Regions from separate parts of the Homo sapiens genome. Here region 2 is linked to region 1. Evidence: chromatin contacts called from ENCODE Hi-C data. All regions are on one chromosome and are shown on one strand. The core of a region is the stretch at or near the end of the contact, and the rest is flanking DNA. Distances in the headings are between cores, read along the strand shown.

Region 1 (7,836 bases), core at 5,040-7,539:
ACTCTTAGAAGAAAACATAGGGGGAAATTTTCGTAACAAGATTTAGCAAAGATTTCTTGTATCTGATACCAAAAGTACAGGCAACAATTTAAAATTATATGAGTTGGACTCCATCAAAATTAAAAACTTTTGTATATCAAAGGACACTATCAGCAGAGTGAAAAGGCAACCCACAGAATAGGAGAAAATATTTGCATATCATATATGTGATAAGGGACTAATATCCAGAATATATAAAGAACTCCTATGACTCAACAACAAAAAAAACAAACAACCTGATTTAAAAATGGGCAAAGAACCTGAACTTCAAAGAAGTTATACAAATGACCAGTAAACATATGAAAAGATGTTCAACATCACTAACCACTAGAGAAATACAAATCAAAACCATAATGAAATACCATTTCACACCCCCTAGGATGGCTATTATAAAAAACAGAAAATAACAAATGTTGGCAAGGATATGGAGAAATTGGAACTCTTGTGCATTGCTGTAGGAATGTAAAATGGTGCAACCACTGTCAAAAAGAGTATGACAGTTTCTCAACAGATCAAACATAAAATTACCATGTATATTAGTCAAGGTTCTCCACAGAGACAAAACCAATAGGCTATATATAGAGAGAAAGATACAAGAGGGGATTTATTAGGGGAATTGGCTCATGTGATTATGGAGGCTGATAAGTCCCACAACAGGCTTTCTGCAAATTGGAGACCTTAGAATGCCAGTAGCATGGCCCCATTCAAGTCTGAAGGCATGAGAACCCAGGGGGCTGCTAGAGTCCAAAGGATAAAGAGCCTGGAGTGCTGATGTCTAAGGGCAGGAGAAGAGTGTATCCCACCTGCAAGAGCGAGAAAAATCTCTCTGCTATTTTTGTTCTATCCTGGCTCCAGCTGATTAGATGGTGCCTGCCCACATTGAGGGCAAATCTTCCCCACTTAGTCCACTCACACTCACATGCCAATATCCTCTGTAAACACACTCACAGAAACACCAAAAAATAATGCTTCACCTGTTCTCTAGTTATTCCTTAATCCAGACAAGTTGACACCTAAAACTAATCATCACACCATGGGACCTAGCAATTCCACTTCTGGGCACAAAAGAACTGAAAGCCGGGACTCAAAGAGATACTTGTATACCCATGTTCATAGCAGTATGATTCACAATGGCCAAAAGGTGAAAGCAACCCAAGTGTCCATTAACAGATGAATAAACAAAATGTGTATTTATATATAATATATATACAATAAAATATTCAGTCTTAAAAACTAAAGAAATTCTGACACATGGATAACATAGATGAACCTTAAAGACATTATGCTAAGTGAAATAAGTCAACCACAGAGGGACAAATATTGTATGATTCTACTTACATGATGTACCTAGAGTAGTCAAATTCATAGAGACAGAAAGTAGAACAGTGGTTGTTAGGGGCTACGAGGAGGGGATGGGCAGTTAGCATTTAATGGGTATGAAGTTTCATTTTGGGAAAATAAAAAAATTCTGGAGATGAATGGTGGAGACTGGCGCACAACAATATGAATGTACTTAATGACCCTGAACTGTACACTTAAAAATGGCTAAAATGGTAAATTTTAAGTTATTTATATTTTACTACAAAAAAAAGGTAACATACTAAAATGATCTCATGGGTTTTGTGAGAATCAAATGAGATCCATGTAGAGAAGCCTTGTAGTCTATATAGCCCTTCGCAAATGTTAGCTCTTCTTAGTCATTATCACTCCATTTTCCCCAATCTGATACCATTATCCACACACTTTACCCAGCCACACTTACCCAACAGCACACTGTTTGAGTTTGAGTGCTATCTGGTGAATACTCATCTTCATTTTGCTAAACCCTGGATGCCATGTGCTAGCCAACAATATCCTATTGTTCTGGTTCTTAAACAAAACAAAATCTCAAAGACTTCTTCCTCTTACCTAGTTTTACCCAATGATTGGCTTTGAAGCAGTCCTTATTCAGTAATAAGAGGTCACCATGCCATGGCCAAGAATAGGGCAAATCTTCCTCCAATTCAGTTGAACTCCCTGGCCGTCTAGCAAACAACATATCTCATAACACATCCTTTGAGCAGGTGAACAACTCTGAACCTTCTTTGAAGGAACAGGATTCTGGGAAAGGAATAAAAGAAATGCATGCAGTGTGTATTGAGAATAAAATCTATTAGCTAAGAAATAAAAAATGAAAATGCTACAACATGATCAGTTTTGATGGACTAGACAACTCTCTGTAGAGTAGCCACAGGGCTGAACCCTCAAATATTCCCAGAAAGTATAGACATTGCTGTAGAACCAGCCTGATAATGCAGCAGTGCAGAACTTAAGAATGATATTTCTTTCTAGAAAGCAGACCAATTGATATCTTCATCCTGTTATTGATCAGAATCCACGTCAGCATTCAGGTGCTCTCTGGCTACAAGTTTCCTTAGCTCTTGCAGGCGCTGCTCATTGAAGATTTCTCTTAACACAGGTAATGCTACCAGTCTCATCTGGCACCTTTTTCATGCAATGACAACTATCCAGGAGTTGCTGCCTTTCCAGATATCCCCTGCGAGACCAATGAGGGATTTTATTCCATGACTCTTTGAAGAGGTTCAAACATGGATCAAACATGAAGTAGTATGTACCCCAGCCTTAGAAATTTAATCTTTTATGACTGGGAGAAAGAACCCAAGTCTCTGTGCCTTCACAGTCTTGAATATCTCTGCTTGTTTCACTTACGTTTACCTCACTCAAGATTCTTAGTGTCATCGACATGACTGGTTAAGAACTCAGGACTTTTCAACAAAGTTTTCTGCCAGTGCCCCACAAATCATGACTGTGGTCTCCCAAATTCTTTGATTCTCCACTAGGTTCCCTTTCTCCTCCATTCAAAGCCCCAAATAACATTTACCCTATATATTTAGTCCCGTTTTTTGTAGAAATGCTTCTTTGCTTGTGTTCCCCCTACCTTTTCATATCATACCTACATCGTTAACTGAGGCTCAGTCATAACATCAACAACAGCATGAAACATCCCACCTTCTGTCTTCATTTTGCTATAAACTGGAGGCAAAGGAAATGCTGTCACTCAGGGAGTATATCAATGAAGGGAAAGACTCTCACAAGACAGGCACTGAGGCAGGAGTCACTAGCACACAGTGTATAAGTGAAATCTAAATATAAAAAAGCAAGCACTTGGGATACATCCCTTGCACACACCTCCTCTTTTATAACCAGTAGAGTGAAGTTGGTTGCTGAAGTCACAGAATCAATAGTCTATTTCCCACAGACGGCTGATGATAGCAGAACAAGCCCTGGCTAAGTCCCCCACCCTTTTCTTGAGTAGCTCATTGTTATGAGCCACGGACCCACCATCACCAGGTCACATGTTCTGTACTCTTTCCTAAAAACAGTGACAAAATATGCTGAGCCATCCATATTTCCTCAGTTACATTGAGAGGCAGGAGATATAACAATTAAGCAGTCTCTGGAGCCAGAGCAACCTGAGCTCAAACCATGCCTTAGCTTGCTTGTTGTGGGACCTAGGCAAAGTTACTGAAACTTCTTTAGACATGTTTATCAATAAAATGGGTACAGTTGACTGGCTCCAAGATTTCTTGACCTCTTGATGTATTTGCCCTGCATAATTCCTAAGACTGTGATTATAATGGATTTTACTCTTATGATTAGGTTTTCACATAGCACAGTTGACTTTAATACAGGGAGATTATCTGGGTAGGCCTTGCCTAAACACAAGAGCCATTTAAAAGCAGAGTTCTCCCCAGCTGGTCAAAAGAGAGAATCTCTGGTCAGAGATTCACAGCATAAGAAGGTTTCAATGTGCCATCACTGGCTCTGAGATGTAGAAACCCACATGTAAGGACCAAAAAGAAGCCCTTAGGAGCTAAGAGCTACAGCCCTCCAGCCAATAGCCAGCAAAGAAACAAGGACCTCGGTCCTACAACCACAGCCAACCAAATTCTGCCAACAAGAAAAATGAGCTTGGAAGCTGATTCTTCTCCCAAAGATTCCAGATAAGAGTACAACACCTTGATTTCAGCCTTGTGAGATCCTAAGCAAAGAACCCACTCATGTCCACCCAAACTTCTGACCTACAGAACTGTGAGCTAACAAATGAGTGTTGTAAGCCACTAAGTTTGTGGAAATTTGTTACACAGCAATAGAAAACTAATACAATGAGGACACAGCAAGTGCTTAATAAATGTTAGCTTTTATTATTACTAACTCATTGGGATCAGCTACACAGTTGTAAGAAGGCTAAAGTAAAAATTATTTATGCAAGGCTGGCAGTGCAACATAGCATTCAGATCCAGGGTCCATTTGGTCTAATATGGCTGATATTAAGTGTTTCTCAAGGGGAGAGACATTATTGGCATTCAGTGGGGGGAGGGGTTCATCCTGTAGAACTGCCTTGGACATGGCAGTCCATTTATCATCTCTGGCTTCTCTTCCCCTAGCAGTAGTCATTGCAACAACTGAAAATGCCACTGTACATTTCCAAAAATGCTCCTCCACAAGGGTTGAGAACTTTGAGAACTACTTTAAGGGAAATTTCATAAGAAAGCATGCGTGTCTTAAATGCTGCCATAAAGCTACCTCAATAACTACAATGCTACTCAAATTACCTGACCCTAAGAATCGCCAGTGGCACTTGTTTAAATATAACGATTCCCAAGTTCTTTCCCTGGAGTCCCATTCCATAGGGCTGGGGTGGAGCCCCAGGAATCTATACTCTTACTCAAAGACCCCAGGTTAATCTTTTGTTTATGTAAGTTTGCCAAACACTGAGTTAGAAATATACTCAGCCGTACATGCATTTAGCAAAAGTTCACCACAACGGAACAATGACACACCAAAACTCTTTGAAACTGTGCCTTCTACAGAGCTGTAAATCTCCTTTTGGACCATTCCATTACACAAGGTGTCCTCTTGGTCACACAGTGATTGCAAATGGGACTCTAGAGTCATGGAAATGGGTATACTCTTCTCAAACTTTCCATCTTTACCAGAATTACTTCTTAAAGTGATATGCTTCATGGTGTAAACTAGCACTTATTAATTTTTTCTAAATATTTATCATATTTCATATACTTTTATTTTGGAGATGGAGTTTCGCTCTTGTTGCCCAGGCTGGAGCGCAATGGCAGATCTCGGATCACCGCAACATCCATCTCCCGGGTTCAAGCGATTCTCTGGCCTCAGCCTCCTGAGCAGCTGGGATTACAGGCATGCGCCACCACGCCCGGCTAATTTTGTATTTTTAGTAGAAAAGGGGTTCTCCATGTTGGCCAGGCTGGTCTCCAACTCCCGACCTCAGGTGATGCGCCCGCCTCGGCCTCCCAAAGTGTTGGCATTACAGGCATGAGCCACCGCGCCCGGCCCATATACTTTTAATACATGTGGAATTAATAAAAACGTCCATGCCTCCAATTCCGTGGCTATTTTACCGTCTTCCTTTTTCGGACAAGTCCCTCAAAGGTAGCGCTCTTGGCTCCTTCCTTTGCTTATCCCCTAACCCTGTCCTCCTGAGGTGCCCCCTGGATTTCCTCCAACCCCGGCAGGGTCTGCCTTTCCGGGATGATACAACGACCTGCCCTGCATGCCATATCCCAGGCGCGTGGGCACCAAAGTGTGGAAAAACCGATGAATGACGTTTTCTGTTTCCGATACTCTGCCTGCCAGAATCCCCTGCCGCACCGCCCCACCACGAAGCACATGGAACCCACGGACTACACGAGGACAGAGGTCTGTTCTCCCTTTACCTCTCCCATTTCTTTAACTATGCTTCTCTCGGCTGGCATGCCCTTTCCTCATCTCACTCCACACACGAACAGGTTTAGCAAATAATATGCACGCTGCTGGGACGGGCCCAAGCATTTCCCTCCCTTGATAGGGCGGAACTAAAATGCAAGCCCCACAGTTGTCAGCAAAGGACTTCCCTGTTACCATGGTAAAGCCGCTGCGCCTTTATTGTGGTTGAGGAGTACTTGCATCAACCTAAGAGAAAATTAATAAGAAGGAAGTCTGCAGGCTGAAACCCTTCAAATTAGCCTGGACTCGCCTGCATCTGGCTCGGAACAGAGTTAATCTCAGGAGTGAGAATATAGCCCTCCGGTGGACGCAACTCGCGCCTGCGGCTAACAGAATGTCTCCAGGGGAGGGGCTCTGCGTCCGTTCCGCCCAGGCCCTTCCGGCTCACGCGCCGTACGGAAGCGTGCTCAGCGCTGGGCTTGTGCTCCGTACGGAAGTGTGCTTTGGCGCACCGGAAGCCGACTCAACAGAGCTATGGCGGGTTTGACTGTGAGAGACCCAGCGGTGGATCGTTCTCTACGTTCTGTGTTCGGTGAGAGGAATTCGTTGTAGTCAAGCTTCGGGGAGGGACTCCCCTCTGCACCTTCTATCTCATGAATCGCTACCGGAGCCGCTGACGGTTCGGACGTGCAGTTCTCCCTGCTTATCCTGTAGGGCGTCCAACCTGGTGGACTCATGAGCAAAGAGATATTCCCATTCTGCCGAGGTCTCGTAGGCTTTCCGCAATATCAGTGGGGAAGTTAGACTAGCGTTCAGCTTCTGTGCGTTTCTCCTTTCATGAGCTTCAATTATTCTCTAGAGGAGAAGGCTCACGGTAACAGCTCCTCACTGTCCCGTACTACTTCTCATCCTCTGCCCCAGAATACAGACTATATGCTGAGGGTATAGATCCTAGTGTCCACTTACTGTCCTCTCCTAAGGACTTTCATCCTTTGCTTTTTATCTGTAACATTTTAGTGCATCAATAGTGGTAGCGGCCACCTGGTGTCCTGAGATGGCTTGTAAGTGAATGAATGAATGAACTATTAAGATCTCCTCAGAGGAATTTTAAAAAGGATCGAAACGATTCTGAATTATCTTTTTGGCTGAAATAAGTTGTTTTTAAAAATACGTGTGATTATTTTAGAGTACCATTTGAAAGGGACATGACAAAGTAGTTCAGAATACTTTTTAAACATCTTTCACTACATTCATCGTCATTCTCCCTTAAATGTTGTATGTGTGGAAATACATAGGAACCTGTTTTAAAAATTATATTAAATAACATTGATATTTTTTGTAGTCACTGATGAGACTTGCAGATCTTTAGGTAAATACCAGTGCCAAAGTATTTATTTGCACCAAAGTTAAGGAAAATCTAACACGTGTCAGATCAGTCTGAGAACTAACATTTGAGAGTACCTACACATTTTGTATTTAGTTTCAGTGGTATATTTCCTTTGTTAAGAGGTCTGAAGAAATACAATGGAATTGGGATTGGAGAACACTATTTTGAGTCTTATATTTGATGATATAAGTTTACTTTCTCACTAAAGATCTATGTTATAAACTCAGAATTTTAATGTTACCTATTTTCTTCCTTAGTGGGGAACATTCCTTATGAAGCTACTGAAGAGCAGTTGAAGGACATCTTTTCTGAGGTTGGACCTGTTGTTAGTTTCAGGTGAGATCCCCTTTTCCTTCATGGTGGGAGCTTCTTAAAAATCACCACAGATTTGGCTCTTAGTAATAATGGCAGGTTTTCTTTACTGGTGACTTTTCACATACATTTTGTTCTTGTAACAGCTTTATTGAGATATAATTGATACACTATACAATTGACATTTATTCTTACCTAAAATATGTTTTTTTCGTTAAAAATGTTTTTTAGGCAGGGCATAGTGACTCAAGCCTGTAATCCCAGCACTTTGGGAGGCCGAGGCAGGCGGATCACCTGGGGTCAGGAGTTCGAGACCAGCCTGACCAATGTGGTGAAACCTTGTCTCTACTAAAAAT
Region 2 (7,836 bases), core at 3,568-6,067, 2.4 Mb after region 1:
GACACGGATATACACACACTCACACACACTCAGCAGAAAGGACTACTGTCCTAAAACTTCTGTTTGACATCAGGGCCCAAACAACATTAAGGCGGTACTCATCTAGTGTGTTAAAAAACAAAACAAAACAAAGCAAAACAAAACAAAAATAACCCTGTTTTTTCTCTGCAGTGGACACCATCTGGGCATCCTCTAACCCAATTCAATTCTGATGTTACCTACCTGGAGATAGCATTAGATCCCACAAGTTGCAGTCTCTGTCCCATAAGACTGTCCCCGCTTCAGACACCAGTGGCAAGTCTCGGCCTCTGGAACTTCTGACCAACCGGCTTCAGGTTAAGATTCCCAAAACCCCTTATTCAGGCTTCATTAATTTGCTAGAGTGGCTCACAAAACTCAGGGACACGTGTGTACTGGCTTATTATGAAGAATATTTTAAAAGATACAGGTAAGCAACCAGATGAAGAGATACATAGGGCAAGGTCTGAAAGTGTCCCGAGCACCGGAGCTCTCGTTCCTGTGGAGTTGGGGTGTACTGCCCTCCCGGCAAGCTGATGAGTTCTTGTTTACCTTCTTGCAGGCCTCCATGAGTTTACCTGTCCAGAGGCTCTCTGTGTCCCATCCCCTTGGGCCTTTTATCAAGATGTCATTAGATAGGCAGGGCTATCATGGACAACCATGTAAAAATGTGATTGAACAAAAAGGGTATAATCTAACACTATTAGACTGAGTAGGGAAACCCAGCAAGGCCTGACTATTCAGATTCTTCTTGGCCTCTCTGTGCAGCATTTCTTCATCCTGGGTATGGGGGAGGACCCCTTCTGAATTGGGGTCTTATTGAGGTAGAGACCCACAGGATTTATTTCCCTGGTCCTGACAGATTAAAGTGAAGAAACGCAAAAACCAGCAGATGGCGACAAAAGCGATCTCTAGCTGCTCTCATTGCTCATTAGTATAAGACGCTCCCACCCAGTGCCACAGTTTACAAAATGCCATGGCAATGGCCCAGAAGTTACTGCTCCTTTCCTAGAAAGTTCTAAATAACCTACCCTTCAATTTGCATTAACCCACTCCCTAATTTGTGTGTAATTGAAAGTGGGAATAAGTGAGTATAAATATAGTTGCCAAGAGCTCATATGTTGCTGATTCTGGGTGCACTGCCTTTGATTTAGCCCTGCTCCACAAAGAGCAGTACTGTTCAAAAACAGGTTGTTGCCCAACACCACTAGCTCACCCTTGATTTATTTTTCGGGGTGAAGCCAAGAAGCCTCCCTGGCTAAGCCCCAAATACGGGAGCTTCCCATTCCTGCATCATTATGACCTACAGTCAGACAAGGTAAATCGGAGAATTTACTTATGGCCACCTCCAAGACAGAAAGGCAGGGGAAAACTAGAGTATATTTTTAGTTTATGTGGTCTGCCTTGGAGAGAAAAAAGGAGTAGGTGAAAGGAGAGCAAGAGAAGGTCAGGGAGAGAAATTCTGTCTTTTGAGGCCTGCTTCTGAAGCCTGAAAGAGCCCCAACATACACGGAAAGACAGTCTTTTTTTTTTTTTTGAGACAGTTTTGCTGTGTCGCCCAGGCTAGAATGCAGTGGTGCGATCTCGCCTCACTGCAAGCTCTGCCTTTCGGGTTCACGTCATTCTCCTGCCTCAGCCTCCCAAGTAGCTGGGACTACAGGCGCCTGCCACTACACCCAGCTAATTTTTTGTACTTTTAGTAGAGATGGGTTTTCACCGTGTTAGCCAGGATGGTCTCGATCTCCTGACCTCATGATCCACCCGCCTCAGCCTCCCAAAGTGCTGGGATTACAGGTGTGAGCCACTGCGCCCGGCCAAGAAAGACAGTCTTTTATGTTTATGGTTCTGAAGCTGTTCCGAAACAAAAGGCCAAATACTTTAATCAAAGATATGCTGATTGTTCTAGCCACTTAGGAAATAACAAAGGCTATGGGAATTATGAGCCAAAAACCACAGATGAATATGTGTATCTCACAGTACCTGTAAGTATAAAATAAAGAAAGAGGTTTTATGCACACCTTTTTTTTTTTTTTTTTTCAGAGAGACCTGCCTCGGCCTCCCAAAGTGCTGGGATTATAGGCGTGAGCCACCACACCTAACCTTTATCCACTTTGTTAGGGACAGAGTGGGTCTCTGGCTCAACAAAAAGCCCAGATAAATCAATGGGGCTTTGGCATATTAGGTCAGCAGAAGGGAAAAGGCCAGTAGAAGGGACAGCAGTATGCAGTAAACATGGAAGTACCTAGGGGAGAAGGAAGGAGACACAAAAGTTGGAGGCACCTGTAAGCCAACTGGACTTGTTTCTGAATACAGTTTAGATAACCTGTAGACACATCTATGCCTGACGGTATTCAGAAATAAAATCAGTAAAACTTTCAACACGACAGCAGAGCATTAAACCAGGAGTAGAACTCTTCTGACATCAGGGCCCTGTGCCACAGCACAAGTCATATACCTATGAAACCTTCCCTGGCTGTGTGTGTTGGCTGATAACAACTTACATCTTTTTTCGGGAGGAGTGAGGGGACAAGGTCTCACTCTGTTGTCCAGGCTGGAGTGCAGTGGTGCTGTCATAGCTCACTGTAGCCTTGACCTCCCGGGCTCAAGCAATTCTCCCTCCTTAGCTTCTCAAGTAGGCGGGACCAAAGTTGCGTGCCACCACACCCAGCTAAATTTGTGTGTGTGTATGCGTGTGTGTGTGTGTGTGTGTGTGTGTGTGTGTATGGAGATGGGGTTCTCCCTATGTTGCCCAGGCTGGTCTCAAACTCCTGGGCTCAAGCAATCCTCCTACCTCAGCCCCCCAAATTGCTGGGATTACAGGCCTGAGCCATACAACTCACATTTTACCTCTTCTCCAGGGAATTGTTCTCTGCCAAATGGGAGCCACCTTGCTCCAGAGACTATGCTCTGCTCCACCTACAGACTTTGATCTGTGACTGACGCTGAGCTACAAAAAGCCAGTGACTTACTGTCAACGTGGGATGACTTGTGTGTGCTTCAGAGTTTTCAGGTGCGATTAACTAAACTTAATCTCTAGTTAAACCCCATTCTTCATCACTGCCCTGCTCCCCAGCCCTGTCCTGCTGCCTTTACTTCCTTTAACCTGAGAGAGCATTACAAGAAACTACATTCATAAGGATCTCTGTTCCAAGTTCTGCTTCTAGGGAGCCCGACCTAAAATAGGAAGGGTCTCTTTATAGAAATATTTCAGCTAAAATCCCAAAAAGAGGAAAACAGAAAGAGTCTTTGCTTTCCCTTGGACAAACTTGAATTGAAATTGAACCCAAATTCCAGGATGCTTTTCTAGAATTAGTTACCATCTTATAGGAACCACAGAGTAAAGAGATAATGTGTTAATGACACCACTGAGATCCAGACTGTAGGAAAATACAGAACAAATGACTATTTCATCAATAATTAAAGAAAAAATTAAAAAATGAAAACCCACAGATTAAAAGAAATTTAGGAAATTTGGCAACCAATCAAAATGCGCATATCTTATTTGTATCTTGATTCAAACAAACTGTTAAAAAAAACTATAATACAATTGGGTATTTGAACACAGATTAGACATAAAATGATATTAAGGAATTGTGAATTATTAAATGTGACAACAGTATTGTGGTTATATGCTAAAAAGAAGAAAACCCTTATCTTGTAGATACATACTTTGAAATATTTATGCCTAAAGTGATATTATGTCTAGAATTTGCTTCAGAAATAATTTTAAGGTTGGGAAGCGGGTAAGATAAAGACGAAATAAGATTGGCCATGAGTTGTTAACTGTGGAATCTGAGTGAGGACTAGTACATGGGGTTTGCATTATACTATTCCATTTTTCCAAATGTTCGAAATTTTCCATTAAAGTTAAGATAAAGTTAAACTATAAAGACTGTTTCTTAAACAAAAAAGGGGCCGGGCGCTCACGCCTGTAATCCCAGCACTTTGGGAGGCCGAGGCGGGCGGATCACGAGGTCAGGAAATCCAGACCATCCTGGCTAACACGGTGAAACCCCGTCTCTACTAAAAATACAAAAAATTAGCCGGGCGTGGTGGCGGGCGCCTGTAGTCCCAGCTACTCGGGAGGCTGAGGCAGGAGAATGGCGTGAGCCCGGGAGGCGGAGCTTGCAGTGAGCCGAGATCGCGCCACTGCACTCCAGCCTGGGCGACAGAGCGAGACTCTGCCCCACCCCCCAAAAAAAGGAACAGAACAGAAAGGTATTAAGAAGAATTAGAAAAAAAATCCACTGTCCTTGACTCATTTCCTGTCCCCCCCCAAACGTTCTGGTGTGGAGAAAAGGATGAGCATTGGTAACAAGTACCACAGTTTGCCATTGGGGTGGGCGGGACTGATGCTCTCTTTATTTAAATTTTTGACATCTTGCTCATCATAAATTTTCTTGCAATAATTGTTTTTTAAAATGTTGCATTAAAATGTTATTTTTCTTGACTGCTGAGGAATTTTGCACCCCTTTAAATTCTGCGCCCGCGTCCTGGTTGGGAGATGTGGGGAAAATCCTGGGAGCCCAGGACAGGGAGAGGCAAGTCCCCACAGAAGTGGGAATGGCCAACAGCTCCCTGAGAAGACAGCTTCCCTCTTGGGGAGGCAGAGGAAGTCCCAAGAATACACAAAGACAGGAGAGTGGAAGGGCCGGCCAGTCTGGAGATACTAAAAGAGACTCCGGATGAGGATAGGGGCTGACCCGAAAGCCCCGCCTGACTCCGGGCTGCAGGAGGGGGCGTGGGACGGGGGCGGAGCCGTTGGCGATGACAACAGCCCCACGTGACCGGCCAACACTGAGTGTTGTCTCGCTCTGGCGTCAGAGCCGTCGTGGCTCGTTCCATTCTCGGCGGTGGTACCTGCTCCCGGTGGCCCTGAGGACGTGTGGGCCAGGGGCGGCCCCGAAATTAGGAAGCGGAGGGGGAGCAGGTAAGGAACCCGGCGGGGGGTCCCTGGGGTTGGTGTGAGGGAGTGGCTCCGGCCTGCGGATGCCCACCCCGGGGGAGCCGTGCGGAGAAGCAATCGGTCCGCGATGCAGCCCCCGGGCCCCGCGGCGGGCCCGCGAGCCTTCCTTGAGCGGAGAGGTGCCCGGCCCGGAGGGAGCCGGCGGTCCTGGGGCTACGACCCTTCGGAAACACCTGCCTACGCCATCAGCGCAAGCTTTTCCGACACCCCTGCCCCGCACTTCTTGGTGCAGAAAATGGTGGTCAGCTTGCGGGGCGGGGCGGCTGAGGCGGGGGGCGAGGGTGGCGAGGAGGGCCAGGGCCAGGGCCAGGGCCAGGGCCTCGGGGCGGGGCGGGGGAGGGGCCGGATGGCGGTAGTTCCTAGCTAGCGTTCTGCTGCAGCAGCCCCCACTTCCCCCACCCCGGCAGTCTGCAGGTCTGCGGGGCTAAGTGTCGCGGCGGCGCACCTCGCGTCAAGAATCCGGAGGAGGAGACTGCAAGGATAGGCCCAGGTCGGTGCGAGGGTCGGTGGTGAGGCGGGGGCCGGAACGTGAGGAAAGCCCAGTCTGAGACCCTAATCCATGCCTTCACCCTCGCCCCCCTCTACCCCATGCAACCCTCCCCTTCCCACACGCCATCCTCGTCCTCCATTTTGCTGCCTGCGGAAGCCTGGAGATGGATCTACAGGGAAAATGGTGGGCTTTGCGGAAGGGAGGGGCTCGGATTGAGGGCACCCCACAGGGCATACTGGCTTCTCAGGTGGAAAAAAATGAAATGTTAGAGTATAAAGTCAAGTCCAGGGCTCTGAATTTTAAAAGGTGCCTAGTAGGGCCTCTGTCCTCAGTGCTTATCAGTCCACCAAGAATTCAGCCCATTTTCTCTCTCTTGTCTCCTAGGAGTAATGGAGTCCAAAGAGGAACTAGCGGCAAACAATCTCAACGGGGAAAATGCCCAACAAGAAAACGAAGGAGGGGAGCAGGCCCCCACGCAGAATGAAGAAGAATCCCGCCATTTGGGAGGGGGTGAAGGCCAGAAGCCTGGAGGAAATATCAGGCGGGGGCGAGTTAGGCGACTTGTCCCTAATTTTCGATGGGCCATACCTAATAGGCATATTGAGCACAATGAAGCGAGAGATGATGTAGAAAGGTTTGTAGGGCAGATGATGGAAATCAAGAGAAAGACTAGGGAACAGCAGATGAGGCACTATATGCGCTTCCAAACTCCTGAACCTGACAACCATTATGACTTTTGCCTCATACCTTGAATCCTAAAAGTTTTCGCTGAGGTTAATGTGAACACTGCTTTACAAGCTTGTATTTTTGTGATTTACTTTTTCTGTAAGCCTTTTGGGGTTTACACTTACCAGTTTCTAATGGAAATTAGAATTCTAATTGAATATTGTTTTGTCTCAGCCTAAAAGTTACGGTCAGCATGGCAATTCACCTATTTTAGGAAAAATACTCTTTTCATAATATGAAATGCATAAAGCAGTTCAAAAAGCAGTCTGTATTCCATCATCTTCCTTTTTCATTCCAGTCCTTATTTTTGTAAGTATTACTTTTCCTCCTCCGGCTACCTGGACTCAAAATCTCAGTTGTCTTTGACAGTTTTTTTCTTGTCCCTGACCAAAAAAGAATGATCATACCCAGAATTCAATGTTTGATATTTTAAGAATGTATGTTCTAGTGTTTTTCAGAGTGAGTCTACCATCTGTATAAAAACACCTTGGGGGCAGGCAGGGGCATTTAAAAATGTAGGACCTATCGTCCAGACTCACAGAGTGGGGCTCCAGAATCTCCATTTTTAACAAACTCTCTTAAGTAATTCTGATGTGTACCAAAATCAGTGCCATTGGTGTGTGTGTACGTAACTATATACATATGTGTGTGTGTGTATATATATAATGTGTCATAACCGTAAACAATAAACAATATCAAGATAAATCTGACTTTGATGGGCAAGTAATTAAAAAAGAAAAGTATGAGACCTTAAAATAAGACTGATGATTATAGGAGTGGTAGGGACAGTGGCAAAGTTATTCACTGTGCAAAGCAAAACATGCCTGAAGGTCACAGCCTGAGGAACTCAGAATTCATCACCCCTGTCAGCAGTTTCACATCCAGGATCTCATTTTATTCTTAGAACAACCTATAAAATCTGTATTGTTATCCCACTTTTACAGATGAGGTCACTGGGGCTTAGAGATGTTAAGTACCAAGGCTAACTCCTGCTGAATATCTTGGGGGTGGGGGAATCCAGCCTGGGCCATTTTCTATTGGACCTTATCATCTGGAGATGCAGAATATTTGACTTTTGTAACTTGATGACAAGCTGAGGATGGTAAAAGAGACTCAGCAAGAATGGGGCTGTTTTTCTATACACTGTTTTTCTACATCTCAAGTACACTTTAATTTTTAGAATATTGAGGGATAAAAAAAGTAAGATCCTCTAGTGTTGTTCAAAGTTAGGATTGCCACTCTATGGCTCTTGAAATCAGTTTTGTGGGTTACAACAAGCAATTTTTTAAAAAGAGAACAAAAGTCATCCTATCACCCGTGAGTAGTGTTAAGAATTGTTTTGGAGAAAATAATGTGTTCTATGTAGTAAATATTGCCACCTTTATGATGTATTTCTAACTAGATCACAGTGAAAAAAGAATGAAAATCACTTATTTGGTGCAAACTTGGTTTCACAAGTGAAGAATTGTTAAGAAAGCGATTTTTCCTAAGGTCATACAGCCAATTAGTGAAAGCTGTGACCACAGCCTTGGTGCTTCAGGGTGCTTGTCTTCTCACCACATTGCCTCCACAAAGAATTATTTGGAAATTTTTGCATTATGTACTGATTGCCAATCAGTGTAAATGGAAAAGCATA

What was found. A loop is a pair of places that touch in the nucleus more often than their neighbours do. Pooled maps may share reads with other maps.
Region 2: a pooled map shows a loop between it and region 1 (8-fold over the local background). The contact joins the promoter of BEX4 here to the promoter of CSTF2 in region 1. A Hi-C loop is called at or near these places in 5 of 50 pooled maps.

Annotation. Positions count from the first base shown.
Region 1 is chrX:100,814,102-100,821,937 of GRCh38, forward strand. CSTF2 (cleavage stimulation factor subunit 2) reads left to right here and starts at 6,290. Exons shown (of 14, transcript NM_001325.3): 1 at 6,290-6,373; 2 at 7,426-7,504. The coding sequence starts at 6,316. RefSeq lists enhancers at 5,962-6,021, 6,032-6,081, 6,362-6,521.
Region 2 is chrX:103,210,291-103,218,126 of GRCh38, forward strand. BEX4 (brain expressed X-linked 4) reads left to right here and starts at 4,818. Exons shown (of 3, transcript NM_001080425.4): 1 at 4,818-4,948; 2 at 5,392-5,474; 3 at 5,859-6,956. The coding sequence starts at 5,864. The coding sequence ends at 6,226. RefSeq lists a cis regulatory region at 789-1,072.